Linked DNA regions of Homo sapiens: region 2 is linked to region 1. Evidence: read pairs that join two places in POLR2A ChIA-PET (ENCODE). Cell type or tissue: OCI-LY7. All regions are shown on one strand. Links, peaks and the distances in the headings refer to the core of each region. The heading gives the core; the rest is flanking DNA.

Region 1 (7,299 bases), core at 1,497-3,996:
TTCATTGCCTATTTTCAAAAGTCAGTGTTAAAAGATTAGAACTAAATGTTAATGGGATCACTGTGGCATGTGTTTTCCTTATAGAATTCAGCAACTGTTTGAAGAAATCCTGAGTAATAGTAGGCAACTGAAATGGCTGTCCTGTGGGTTTATGCTGGAAATAGTAACCCCAACATCACTGTCATCTCTCTCTAATGCTGTTGCCAACACCATGGAGCACCTCAGTTTACTGGACAATAATATTCCTGGTAACAGCACTCTTATTACTGCAGTTGAACTGGAGCGATTTGTGAATCTGCACTCACTTGCCTTGGATTTTTGTGACTTTACAGCTGAGATGGCAAGAGTCTTAACTGATAGCAACCATGTGCCTTTGCAACGACTGTCTCTTCTGGTTCACAATGTTTCTGTAATGCACAAGTCTCTGGACAACATGCCAAATGATGAGCATTGGAAAGCCCTGTCACGAAAGAGCACCAGCTTTCGGGTCTATATAATGGCTTTTGATATCAAGAGTGAAGATATGTTAAAGATTCTGAAACCCAGTATACCACTAGAGAGGATTCATTTTGATAGCTATATCACTTGTGTTTCAGGGGCTATTGTTGATCTTATATCCAGGCAATATGACAAGTTCCTCACTCATTTTATTTTAATGAATGATGTGATTGACACATCTGGTTTTCCAGATCTTAGTGACAACCGAAATGAAGATCCGTTGGTTTTATTAGCATGGAGGTGCACAAAGCTCTCTCTTCTGGCAATTCATGGTAGGTGATCTTGTTCATTGTAATCTGATACTGGAATTAGACCGAAAACATTTTCTGCCAGTAAAGAGATAGCACTGACCTTTATAGTATCAAGAAATCTTGTATCAAGTTGATATACAGATTCTTATGCTTTTTAAAGTTTGCAAGATATATCACTTACAAAAGGAAAATCATATTCAAACCCAAGTGTTCTGCTCCAGCTTCCCTGTTACTTTTTTGTCCATCATGTGAATGGCAGTATTTCATAAAAAATCAGTGAAATTAATTTAGCTAAGAAAGCACACATACCTGTGGTAGATATATTTCCTCTAATCACACGACCCCTTAAAACATAGTGCGGGGGAAGAGAATGTATGATTTCTTTCATGCTCACTACCTCATCTTTTAGATTCTTGGTATCAAAGTATTAATGTATATAATTTTTTTAACGATGGTTCCATTGATATGCTTCTTTCATTTTAATGTGACCTGTTCTCATTTGGATCTAGAGTTGGTATTCTGACAAATAAATTTACTTCCTTTTCGGATACTTGTAAGATAATTACAAAGTAGTCTATAAGAATGTCTTAAACTCTCTTATTAGCTATCCTACTAGCACTGTTTCATTATTTTTTTTTTAGTGTGCATTTGTATTTGGGAATGTATGCCTTGCTTTTCAAGTCTTGCTTTATGCCAGTCATCAGAGGTAGCAGAAAAGACTAGATCAATACTGAAAGTGCTAAACACAATGGGCTAAAGACATATCAGGTTATTTAAAAGTTAATTTAAGCCAGTCTTTTTAAAGCCTTTTTCTTCTTTATGCTAAAGCTCCCCGTATTCATTCCTCTTTATTCCTTCCCAGAAGTAGTTATTATTCTGAAGTTGGTGCATATCATTCACATGATTGTTTTATAATTTACGTATTTGCTACTGACAATTAACAGTTTACCTTTAAAGTGTCACTACATAACTTCGCAAAGCATTATAGGAGATGATTTTTCACAAATGAAAAATACATTTACCACGTGTGGTTAACAGATACATGCATATATGAACTAAAAATTTCATCCTTATGGTACATCTTTACCCAAAGCTATAAAATTTATTTGTATATACTTTAAATGTCTATTTTACTGAATGAAGTAGTGTCATAAAGGATTAGATCACCTGCCAATTCACCACCTATAGCGGTAACTCTTGAACACAACTTCTAGCCTTTTTTTTTCTGGGCTATACAACCATGTTTCCTTTTCCAATTTCAATATATTTCTAAAGGAAAAAGACCAAAACGGTAAGTGAGATACAAATTTGAAGCTTCTCTAGAAGCTTTGAATGAGGAAAAGACAGACTTACCAAAGAGAAAAGGAAATGCAAGGAAATTACAGTGTTGTCTTTTGTTTATTTTTCAGGTTACACGGTGTGGGCACACAACCTCATTGCCATTGCTCGTCTTCGGGGCTCTGATCTGAAAGTGCTTGAAGTCACCGAAGAAAGCATTGATTTTGACCAAGGTGAACTGGCCGACCAGGATGTAGATCCAGTGCATAACCTTATTGAGCAGGTATCCCTGGGCCTGGGTCAACCTTGGCATGCAGTCATGGACATCGAATCACTCAGTGTCTTCACTGAACCAAATCGTCATTTTTACAGAGAGATGCAAAGCTTCAGTGAAGACATTTAGCTTTTTTTTAATGTAGAATTCCTGTGGTTACATATGCAAGTAGGGTCCTATTATGTTTTTTTTTCAGTAGTGTGAATTAATCCTTTTGTGCTGTGTTTAATCAGTATTAGCTTTATAGAATTATATATGTATATTCTACTTCTTGATCAAAGAACGTAGTCGGGTATTGGTTTAGAAGTTCAAAGTGACAATGTATAGGGCTTTCACGGTTAATGGACTTGTTACCAAACCTTAAGGATATACAGCCGAAGATTGTCTGAGGTTGCTGGCTAACTTTATTTTTCACTGAGTTACTCTGCCTTTTTGACGTTTTTATTCTTTGTGTGTCAGAGTTCAGAGCTCAGGAGCCAAAATATTTTTATACATATATAGATATATATCCATAGCCTGGTAGATTTATATGCAATGCACTGCATCCATGCATTCTGATAGCATTTCATTAATTTTGATTTCAAATGGAAGATAAATAATATCCCAAATGAATTATCTGTAACAGAAAAGCCAAGACTTTAACTTTCATTACATATCTAATAGTTGATATCACCAGTTACCATTTTGAATTTTGTATAGTACTAGGTTAGAACATTGCTTAATCCTTTTAAAAAAAATGCATTTACGTAAACACGAATACTGAAATTGTTGGATTTTTTAACTATATCTGACATAATTTTATTCATCAATTACATTACACATTCATTTAGCCCAGATTTCAAATAGTGGGGGAAGAAAGAAACTGTATTTCAGAGTAAAATCTCCTAAAGGAAATAAAAACACAGAGTTGTAAATACACATGCTTGCAAAAACATTAGTCGTGAAATCCCTAGCAACAAGTCACTGGATTTTTCTCTGTCAGCACGCGTGTCAGCTGCCAAAGAATAGACTTAATGAAGAAGTGCCCACATGCTGGCAGGGGCCGGCCCACTCTGGCCAGCCAGATACTGCTAGATTGTAATATTTAAGGTCGAATTTCGACCTGTGGTACACAGCTGTGCTGTGGCTCAGTCAGCAACCTCAGAACTCTGAAAAAACAAAACAAAAAAAAAAAAAAAAGAAAAAAAAAACATGCACCTGTTTCACTGTGAATAGTGAATGTAAAGGAAAGAAAGGAAAAACTGAAAGCTTGTTCTATCACAGGTATGAGCTGCTATGATACATGAAGAACATTCCATGAAGTATGTTTTAAAACCTTGTTATATCTGAGAGGCTTTAAAAGCCTATTAACTGTTTCAGGGCAACCGCGGTACAGACGTGGTCTCTGTGAGACTTCCACCTGACCCCAGTTTTAAGTGGTACGAATGTTGTGCATTTAATGTTAAAGGACAGTCTGCAATAATAAAGTAAGTAGCCAACCTGGGTGCCCAGCAGTGCTGAGACCTGGCTGCTCTATTGTAAGCTTTGGAAACACAATTTATGCAACAGATGTCCAGATATGATTCTATTTATGGAAAAAAGTTTATATGTGTTTTACAAATGGTTTTACCATCTTATATTAAAATGACCTTTTGACAGGTGTGCACTGTTTTGTCTCCAGTGAGCACATACCATGCGGATTTTATATGTACATCAGTAGTGTGAATCCACTGGCACAGTGTGTGTAAATGCCAGATGTGGTGAGATTTTATCTTATAAATGTGATCAGATAAAATAACTCCTGACAGAAACTGTAAGGAAACCAGCTGAATGTTTGACCTGATGACTGATGTTGTATGGTTTATGTTAAATGTATATTCTTTTAATCAATGAATAAAGCATTAAAAATGATCATTGTAATATATTTTATTGTATATGAAGCATGACTACTTTTAGTGTTAAATAAACTGCAATAATCCTTATATTGTGTATAATAATGTGTTAGTATTCTGGTTGTATTCTGGTGCAGCAAAGCTTAAATTTGAGATACATTATAAAAAGTCTTAGCTGAATAGTTTGGAAGATTTTTTTACAGAAATTCACTTTGACAAAATACAAGCTTAAAAGCAAACAAACACTGGATTTCTTAGCACAAAATCTCAGTATATTATGCACCTAGAATACATTACATTATCAATATGGTAAAACTTAATTTATAGACTAGAGGGGCTGCTTTTTTAAAAGAAGATTCCTATACCAAATGCAAAAATACTTAGATATGCCAATATTAAATTCTTCATAAACCCCTATATTCCTTTATTTATTTTGGTATTCTGATCTCTGTTCTTGGTTGTTGAGACTCACAGCTCTTATTCATAGGAAACAAAAGGACTTCTTTTCTTCCTTCCATCTTCCCTTCCTTATCATTCCAGACATTGACTCTTCCAGGCACTGCTTTATCTTGGAATAATCTGGTGTTCACAAATAATTGTCCTTATACTTTTTACTTACCACTTCGTTACTTTCCTGGACACATCTGAGTCCTTTGAATGAATCAACATGTTTAAGTATATATTTAAGACGTACCCAAAATGTACGAAAAAGGAAAGTCTACTAATATGAATAGCATGCAAGTTAAGGTTATTGTAGTAAAGCTCTAAATTTGGGAGGCTTGACATCTGTTTTCTAGTCTAAGCTCTGGCTCTACTTGAGCACAGACTCCTCTTTCAGCTTTGGTTTCCTCATCTCTAAAATGAAGGATTGGTCTTGGCTAGCTAAAACTCCGATTCTTCATTGAAATTTTCCATTGCTGTTAGCTCAGTAGCTCACAGATACACAAGATCATCTTTAAACCAAGGTATTAAATATTTTCAAAACATAGCTTATTAAACTATATGAAATTTACATATCTATCTAAAATTACTTTCCATTTCCCCACCACAAAGATGCAGAAATTGAACACAAAGATGGGGAAACTTGCTTGGGACTTAGAGCATGAGTCATATTGGATCCTTATGAAGCCAGTAACATAACACAGTGCTAATGGAGTAACACAGCAGATGTGAATAATACCCAGGGACCATACCACATTGTATCAATGTTTCCCAACCTTTGTCATGTTGTAGCACACATAGAAAATATTGTACAGCATACTGGTATAAACCAGAAAGAATTAGAGAAAAAAATTACTTTTTTTAAATTATATAATTGATGAAAAAATGTAGAAGATTTGAGGAAAAATACTGAATTTGTATGGAACTTTCAAATAAAATCTTGCCAGATGTTTTAATTGATTTAATTGACATTTGATTAAAATGTTTTAATACTGTCACCAATGAGAAACACCCCACAAACAGGTAATAATTTTTAGGTCTTTTTTAAAAATAACCATTCGTTAATTTATGCAGTTGAAACTAAGAAATTTAACGCTTCCTTCTTTGGGAAATAATGTTGTGAGTTAAGTTCAAATTCAAATTGATGTTTATTACAATTATTTTAAAATCATGATGCTCTAATTTGTAATCTCCCTTACATAATCCTACTGCTAGGTGAGACACCACTGAAGAGTAAACAGCCACCAACTTTATATATATGTGAAGGCAATTAGAGGCTGCAGGGAGCCCTCCTCCCACCTCCAGCTCCCAACCCTTTCAAATCCAACTAGCCACACCTGGGGGCCTCACACTTGGGCTTCCTTCCTGCTCTTTGGACACCTGGAACGTATTTCTTTCACAGCTTTGTAGACGCCCCCCCCCCCCCCCCCCCCCACCCTTTTCTGTGATGGACAGTGACTCATCTGGCTAGGAATAGTGAGTATCTGAGTTTGCTCTCTGTCCAGGGCCTACTTTCAGAATCAGCTCCACTCCCACTGCTCAGAAGAGCCTGAAAGCATCAGAAGGCAACCAACCCAGGCTCCAGCCACCCCAGGACTCATTAGGTGTCCTTGCAGGGTATCACCCCTGGTACAGTATACTAATTAATTTGGTTTGCTGGTTGTGGAAAGAAACGGATGATGTATTATGAGTAAGTTTTCAGGATACTTGAATCATCCTTTCTGAAAGATTTTTTTAAAAGGGCAAGATATACCATGTGTTGGCAAGGAAGAGGAAACACAGGTGGAACTTGAACTGATATATCCATTTTGGAAAGCAAACTTGCAATATCTTGTAAAGTTGAAGTTGCCTGTGCCCTGTAACCCAGATTTTTCACTTTTAGATGTATTCTCTAATCCCATGTTTTCTAACTTGTTTTCCTAGCCCCTAAAAATGTACCCCTTTGCATATTTTTAAGTTAAACATGTAACATTGGTCATAATCTTAGCAGATATAAACATCAGCAGTTTAAAGTAAATTACATACATGACTTCTTAAAATATGTATAATGGAATCTAAATGCTATAGTAATTTAGTACTTACCATCTTTTTTTTTTTTTTTTTTTTTTGGACAGAGTCTCACTCTGTCACCCAGGCTGGAGTGCAGTGGTGCGATCTCAGCTCACTGCACCTTCCATCTCCTGGGCCTACCAAGTAGCTGGGACTACAGGCCTATGCCACCAAGCCCAGCTAATTTTTGTATTTTTTTTAGTAGAGTTGGGGTTTCATCATGTTGGCCAGGCTGGTCTTGAACTCCTGACCTCATGCGATCCTCCCACCTTGGCCTCCCAAAGTGCTGGCATTACACGCATGAGCTACTGCACCCAGCCTACTTACCAACTGTTTTTAAAATGCAATTCACTCACTCTTGATCACTAGAAATTTTGTCATTCATTTTCCTCCTTAAGCTTGTATATTGTCAGTTATCAGTTTATTTGCCTTTTAGCTCTGAATGAATCCTTCAATATATACTCTCTCATAATGAAAAACAAAAAACATTCACACCCTCTTCACAAGAGTGCTTACCTATGAGGCAGGCATGAGGACAAGGATCAGTGTGGATGGGCATGAAGGTAATTTTATCTGTAATGGGGCATTCATTATATTATTTTGTTATTTCCTATTTTAAAAAATAATTTGTAATTTA
Region 2 (7,692 bases), core at 2,312-4,811, 1.3 Mb after region 1:
TGTAGTGTACTTGTCTGGTTTTGGTGTCAGGGTAATACTGACATTGTAAAATGAGTTTGGAAGTGTTCCTTTAAAGGGGAATACTTTAAAAGGAACACACACATATGCATACACACACACACACTTAACCTTTATCAGCAAGTTTTTTACTTTTGTATGTTTTAATGTTACTAATTAGCATCATTTCATATGATCTTAAAGAACACTCTAGCATTTCTTGTAAGGCAGTTTTAGTGATGAATCCTATCAGTTTTTGTTTATCTGAGAAAGTATCTCTCCCTAATTCTTTTTTGTACATGTGCAGAACGTGGAGGTTTGTTACATAGGTGTACACATGCCATAGTGGTTTGTTGCACTCATCAACCCGTCATATACATGAGGTATTTCTCTTAATGCTATCTCTCTCCTAGCCCCCCAATCCGTGACAGGCCCCGGTGTGTGATGTTCCCCTTCCTGTGTCCATGTGTCTCATTGTTCAACCCCCACTTATGAGTGAGAACATGTGGTGTTTGGTTTTCTCTTCTTGTGTTACTTTGCTGAGAATGATGGTTTCCAGCTTCATCCATGTCCTTGCAAAGGACATGAACTCATCCCTTTTTGTGGCTGCATAGTATTTATTCCATGGTGTATATGTGCCACATTTTCTTTATCCGATCTATCATTGATGGACATTTGGGTTGATTCCAAGTCCTTGCTGTTGTGAATAGTGCCACAATAAACATATGTGTGCATGTGTCTTTACAGTAGAATGATTTATAATCCTTTGGGTATATACCCAGTAATGGGGTTGCTGGGTCAAATGGTAATTCTAGTTCTAGATCCTTGAGGAATTGCCACACTGTCTTCCACAATGGTTAAACTAATTTACACTCCCACCAACAGTGTAAAAGCATGCCTATTTCTCCACATCCTCTCCAGCAACTGTTGTTTCCTGACTTTTTAATGATTGCCATTCTAACTGGCATGAGATGGTATCTCATTGTGGTTTTGATTTGCATTTCTCTGTTGACCAGTGATGATGAGCTTCCTTTCATATGTTTGTTGGCTGCATAAATGTCTTCTTTTGAGAAGTATCTGTTTATATCCTTTGCCCACTTTTTGATGGGGTTGTTTGCTTTTTCTTGTAAATTTGTTTAAATTCTTTGTAGATTCTGGATATTAGCCCTTTGTCAGATGGATAGATTGCAAAAATTTTCTCCCATTCTGTAGGTTTCCTGTTCAGTCTGATGATAATTTCTTTTGTTGTGCAGAAGCTATTTAGTTTAATTAGATCCCATTTGTCTATTTTGGCTTTTGTTGCCATTGCTTTTAGTGTTTTAGTCATGAAGTCTTTGCCCATGCCTATATCCTGAATGGTATTGCCTAGGTTTTCTTCTAGGGTTTTTATGGTTTAAGGTCTTAAGTTAGTTTATGTCTTTCATCCATCTTGAGTTAATTTTTGTGTAAGGTGTAAGGAAGGGGTCCAGTTTCAGCTTTCTGCATATGGCTAGCCAGTTTTCCCAACACCATTTATTAAATAGGAAATGTTTTCCCCATTGCCTGTTTTTGTCAGGTTTGTCAAAGAACAGATAATTGTAGATGTGTGGCATTATTTCTGAGGCCTCTGTTCTGTTCCATTGGTCTATATAAATGTTTTGGCACTAGTACCATGCTGTTTTGGTTACTGTAGCCTTGTAATATAGTTTGAAGTCAGGTAGTATGATGCATCCAGCTTTGTTCTTTTGCTTAGGATTGTCTTGGCTATGAGGGCTCTTTTTTTTGTTTCCATATGAAATTTAAAATAGTTCTTTTTTTCAAATTCTGTGAAGAAAGTCAATGGTAGCTTGATGGGGATAGCATTGAATCTATGAATTACTTTGGGCAGTATGGCCATTTTCACGATATTGATTCTTCTTATCCATGAGCATGGAATGTTTTTCCATTTGTTTGTGCCCTCTCTTATTTTCTTGAGCAGTGGTTTGTAGTTCTCCTTGAAAAGGTCCTTCACATCCCTTGTAAGTTGTATTCCTAGGTATTTTATTCTCTTTGTAGCAATTGTGAATGGGAGTTCACTCATGATTTGGCTCTCTGTCTATTATTCGTGTATAGAATGCTTGTGATTTTTGCACATTGATTTTGTATGCTGAAACTTCGCTGAAGTTGCTTATCAGCTTAAGGAGATTTGGGGCTGAGACAGTGGGGTTTTCTAAATATGCAATCATGTCATCTGCAAACAGAGACAATTTGACTTCCTCTTTTCCTTATTGAATACCCTTTATTTCTTTCTCTTACCTGATTGCCCTGACCTGAACTTCCAACACTATGTTGAATAGGAGGGTGAGAGAGGCCATCCTTGTCCTGTGCTGGTTTTCAAAGGGAGTCTAGCTCTGTCGCCCAGGCTGGAGTGCAGTGGTGTGATATCAGCTCACTGCAACCTTCGCCTCCCAGGTTCAAGCAATTCTCCTTTCTCAGCCTCCTGAGTAGCTGGGATTACAGGTGCACACCACCACACCTGGGTAATTTTTGGATTTTTAGTAGAGATGGGGTTTCACCATTTTAGTCAGGTTGGTCTCAAATTCCTGACCTCATGATCCACCCACCTTGGCCTCCCAAAGTGCTGGGATTACAGGCATGAGCCACTGCACCCGGCCTGACAGATTTTTTTTCTTTCAGCACTTTGAAAATACTGTCTTGCTCTCACTTGGCCTGCATGGTTTCTGCTGAGAAATCGACTGATAGTCTTATTTAGGTTCCTTTGTATGTGGTAAGCCTCTTTTATATTGCTTCTGTCAAAATTCTTTGATTCTTGACAATTTGATTACAATATGTGTTCATTAATTCTTCTTTGGTTTGAACCTGATTTGAGACCTTTGAGTGTCTGGTAACTGGTTTCATCTGTCCCCAGATTTGGGACATTTTTAACTGTTTTTACTTTAAATAATCTTTCTTTCCCTTTAGCTCTCATTCTACTCCTTTTGAAACATTTATAATGCATCTGATTCTGTCCCATAAATTTCATAGACTTTATTCATTTCTTTTCATTCTTTTTTTCTTTTTTCTTCTCTGACTGTGTATTTTCAAAGACTTATCTTCAGGTTTACAGATTCTTTCTTCTGCTTGAACAGGCCTGCTATTGATGCTTTCTATTTCATTTTTTCATTTCATTAATTGTATTCTCTAGATTCGAATTTCTGTTTGGGTTTTTTAAAATTTATATCCCTCTATTGAACTTCTCATTTCATTCATATGCCATTCTTTTGATTTTGTTGAGTTGTCTATTTGTGTTCTCTTATCATTTGCTGAGTTTCTTTAAAATAATTATTTTGAACTCTTTGTCAGGCAATTTGTTGATTTCCACTTCTTTCACAGTTGGTTACTAGACTACTATACTGTTCTTTTGATGGTGTTATGTTTCTTTGATCGTTTCTGTCTGTTTCTTGACATCTTGCATTGCTGACTTTACTGACTGACTTCAAGAAAGAAACATCCTCACCAATCAGCTTGACTAGGGATTTTGAGACCCTCTCAGACATTTTCTATGGATGCACTTGATTTATACCTTTGTTTCCTCTTACGATGGGGATTAAATTTTTAAGATTTGATGTATTTTCTCAATCTCACAAAGCCAAGCCAGATGCTCAGAGCCTCACATTTGTTTTCCCTTGGAAAGAGCCTCAAAGTTCTCAGGTTTGTGTTTTTTTCTTTCAGTCCCACAGAGTGGAACTGGCTATTTATGAGGCATGCTTTCACTCGCTGTCCATGGGGAAGCATTGGGGAGTTCACTTGGTGGAGGGGGGCATGAGGCACACATAGCATTTGGAGTGCCCTTGGGTCAATTAGGAATATCCATAGGTGAGACACCCCAAGTGACTTATAGGTGGGCTCCTTGATGATGGAGTATGTGGAGAAGATATTAGGGCCTCTCTTCCCTGATCCTAGTCTCTCCCAACAACTCAGCTATGCCAATCATCTCCATTTTCTGGGTGAGGTAAAAAAGAATTAGTCCTTTTGGGCAGTATTCACATGTTTGGGGGAGCAGGTTCCTCATTTATTGCACTCTCACCTTCTCCCATGGGAGAAACTGCAGGCAAAGGGGTTCTCTCTTGGCACAGAGCTGTACTACTTTCAAGGAGGGTTGACATAAATAAAATAAAACTGTTCTTCTTGCTTTCTTCAATGCATCTATTCTGAAATTTTTTTGTTCCAATGGTGTGCTAGAACTTCTCCAATGGATTATCACTGTCCCAAAAATGTACTTTCATTCACGAGTATTCATCAAGATTGATGTTTCTACAGAATGATGATCACCATCTTACTGACATCACTCCTCCTCATGGCTTTTATGGTACCATAGTCCCCAGGTTTTCCTCATCTCTCCAGCTACTCCTTCTTTGTCTCCTTTATAAATGTATATTCTTCTCCCCTGAGGTTTCTAAAGGGGTAAACTTCATTATCTTTCTCTTCTGATTTTTAATCAGTCCTTGAGCGCTCTCATTCATGCCATGGCTTTGAATACCTCCTATAGAATGATAGCTTACTCATCTGCAGCCAGACTTCCCTAGCAATATATCTAATTCACTTCTTGGCATCTCCATTAGCATGTCTCAAAGGCACATTAAACAAAGTATGTCCAAAACCTAATTCATTTTTTTTCTTCCCAAGCCTTATCTTCTCCAGTGCTTCTGCACAGTAAATGGAATCACTATCTGTGTTACACTTTGAGAAGATAAGCCATCCTAGGATTTTTAGAAGCAAGAGAGAGCTTGCAGGTTCAGATTTGTAAAAGATCATTCTAGTTCCAGTACGGAAAACAAATTGCACAGTGGGAAGGAAGAGGTCTTCTTTGAGTTTCACTAGTATATCATATTCTAGACACTACAGAGCATTTGCACTTGCTTTTTTTGTCTGCTTAGAGTACTCTTCCACTTCTCTTTACATTAACTCTCAACTAACCCAATTTCTTCAAGATAACCTTTTTCATCCTTGTTAAATCAAATTCTATTACAGCCCTTGCTGTGGCTGTAGCATTTGTCCTAGTTATTTGTGTGATTATGTGTTAAAAGTCTACCTTCAATAAGAAAATTCCATCTTTCATCAAAAGAGACTATGCCAACTTTTTCTCACAGCTAGCAACATAGCTATAGAATATTCTTCATAATTATTTGGCAAAAGAGCTAAAAATAATAATAAATAAGTTCTGTGGAAAAACAGAGGCATACCAAAAGCTCTAGGCATGCCCTTAGTCAATACAAATTTCTACAATGAAAATACAATATTTATCTGATGCTCATAATGACTAGCCAGACATAAACACAGGTTCTGAATCAAAGAAAGATTCAGTATGCATTCATTTATTTAAGAGTCTTCACATTGTTTATATGTTCCAGGCATTTCTGCATGAGTATAGTATATGACATATTGATATATTTTCAAAATTGAAACTGAAATAAAAATATTACCTGTAACTTTGAGCAAATGTTATCATTTATCTTCAAAGTATATCTCAAATTCAACCATTTCTCACTTCCTCTTATGCCACTATTTTAATCCAAGCCACTATTTACTCTTGCCTGGACTTTTAATTGAATTAACTGATCATTCTGCCTTTATTCTTGCGCTGTTACAAAGCTAGGCCCAACCCAGCAGCTAGAGTGGTCCTTTTAGAACATAATTCAGGTTTAAATTCTACTCTCAGCTATTCAATTTTTTTCTTATAGGCTATCCATTGATGCATAATGGATCACTCAATACTCAGAGGTAAGAAATATCAGCAAATGATAAGAGAACACAAATAGACAACTCAACAAAATCAAAGGAATAGCATATGAATGAAATGAGAAGTTCAATAAAAGAGATATAAATTTAAAAAAAAACCCAAACTCATTACTCTTCTCATGAGTTTGTGGATCAAGAAAGTATAAAAGGCACAATGGAGATTAACCATCTCTGCTCCCCAGTGAGCCTCAGCAGAGGTTATTTGAATGACTAGCAGCAGTTGGAATAGCCCTACTAGGATCATACATGTCTAGTGCCTGAGCTTTCCTTTATATGATATCTGCTGATGCTGGATTGTCCACGTGAGTGACTTCTTCACTCATATCTGACAATTAGGCTGGAATGGATGGAACAGCTGGGGCTGGCTGGACACCTTTGTTTCTCTTTCTATATAGCTCTCTAAATGAATATCTTTGACTTCCTCATAGCATCGTGGTCTCAGGGTAGACTCACTTTTTACATGGTAGTTGGTAGATCCCAACATGTCTAGGCAGAAGCTGCAGGGCTTTTTATGACCCGTTATTACCACAGAACATCACTTTTGCACATTTTATTGACTAAACAAGTCACCACAGCCATGCCAAATTCAAGAAAAGGGAATTAAATGCCACCTTTCAATGGAAAGAGTAACAAATAATTATTGGCCATTTTTAATCTACCACATTCTCATATTACTCTGAGTCCTTACTCACCAACGCTGTTTGAGGCCCTGTGTAACCTTCTTCCTGCTGTTTCTCCAATCCCATCTTCTATTAATTTCCTTCTTGTTGTTCTCCTTTCTGATCCTCAAATATGCCAATGATTGTTCCTATTCAGTGCTTTTAAATTTGCTATTTCCTCTGTCAGGAGTCCTTTACCCCTAGATAATTGAATAAGTCACCCCTTACTTCAAGAGTCTGCATATATGTTGTCACCTTTAGAGAGGGCATCCCTGACCACTCTTTATCACATTTTATTTCCTTACTCTTCTTAATTTTTCTGCATTGCACTTATCTGTCCATCATGTTATACTTGCTTTTCTGTATAAGTCTCACTTTCTAGAGTTTAAGTTCCAAGTTCCAGAAGCACAACATTTTCTTTTTTACCTCTGCAGCCCCAAAGCCTGGCACTTATTAGGGGATCAATAAATACTTATTTTATGAGATAAAGGAATAATTATTGAAATCATATGGAAATTTGATTAATAAAATCCTGCCTCTATAGAGTATTACTGAGATGTCTTTCAGTTATTACATACTTGTTGTATCTGAGACTATTAGGATTTTGAGGGGAATGCCCTTTTCAAAAGGCCAACTGGAGCTGACACAAATTTAGAACTGGATTGAACAAATACAACACATGTCTTGAACATTACTTGGTTCATTCAGGGAATGCAAGATGCAGAATAATTTAGGCAGATGCAAAAAAATAAAAAGTCAATACATTTTAGAAGAACTAGATATCCTAGGGCCTGATTATGCATAGTATTAACCAAGATGGGGACTTGATGTGGCAGGAAAATCACTAATATGGTCAACTCTTATAAAAGGCACAGCTATAAGAAGCCAGCTGGGTGATTACTACATTGAAGAGTATTCTCTAGAACATAATTCCAAAATATAATTAGGGTGCTGATTTTTTAAATGATTTATAATTGTGACTTATCTTATTGGCTATTATTATTCCCTTTTAAATAACCACTTACAAAGGCTAGTAATTATTTTGTGCAAGAACCGGAGTAAAGAACTTGGTTTCACTTTCATTTATTATTTACTTTTTTGTAAGTGTTTACGTATTATAAAACAACCTCCAAAAGAGTTATTGTGCAATAATTATTTGGGTTTTATATGTAACACTGTATTAATATTGGGAAGGCAATATTCTGTTTCTACTCAGCTGAAAAAACCCTTCTACCATTAATCTGTATGATATATTTAGCCCACATTGGGAATGACCTGT

The links. Peaks named below come from ENCODE experiments on the same cell type or tissue, not always from the same donor. Only the 100,000 strongest peaks of a DNase experiment are listed, where the experiment ranks them.
Region 2: POLR2A ChIA-PET joins it to region 1 with 7 read pairs; 2 of 35 experiments call an interaction of 5 or more read pairs at or near these places.

The regions. Positions count from the first base shown.
Region 1 is chr14:39,394,647-39,401,945 of GRCh38, reverse strand. FBXO33 (F-box protein 33) reads left to right here. Exons shown (of 4, transcript NM_203301.4): 3 at 85-770; 4 at 2,159-4,262. The coding sequence ends at 2,430. Among named protein-coding and RNA genes, the nearest start is that of FBXO33, 34 kb to the left of the region's middle. In OCI-LY7, for the core only: no CTCF peak of the experiment used is centred there; no DNase peak of the experiment used is centred there.
Region 2 is chr14:38,089,162-38,096,853 of GRCh38, reverse strand. No RefSeq gene overlaps it. Among named protein-coding and RNA genes, the nearest start is that of SSTR1, 110 kb to the left of the region's middle. In OCI-LY7, for the core only: no CTCF peak of the experiment used is centred there; no DNase peak of the experiment used is centred there.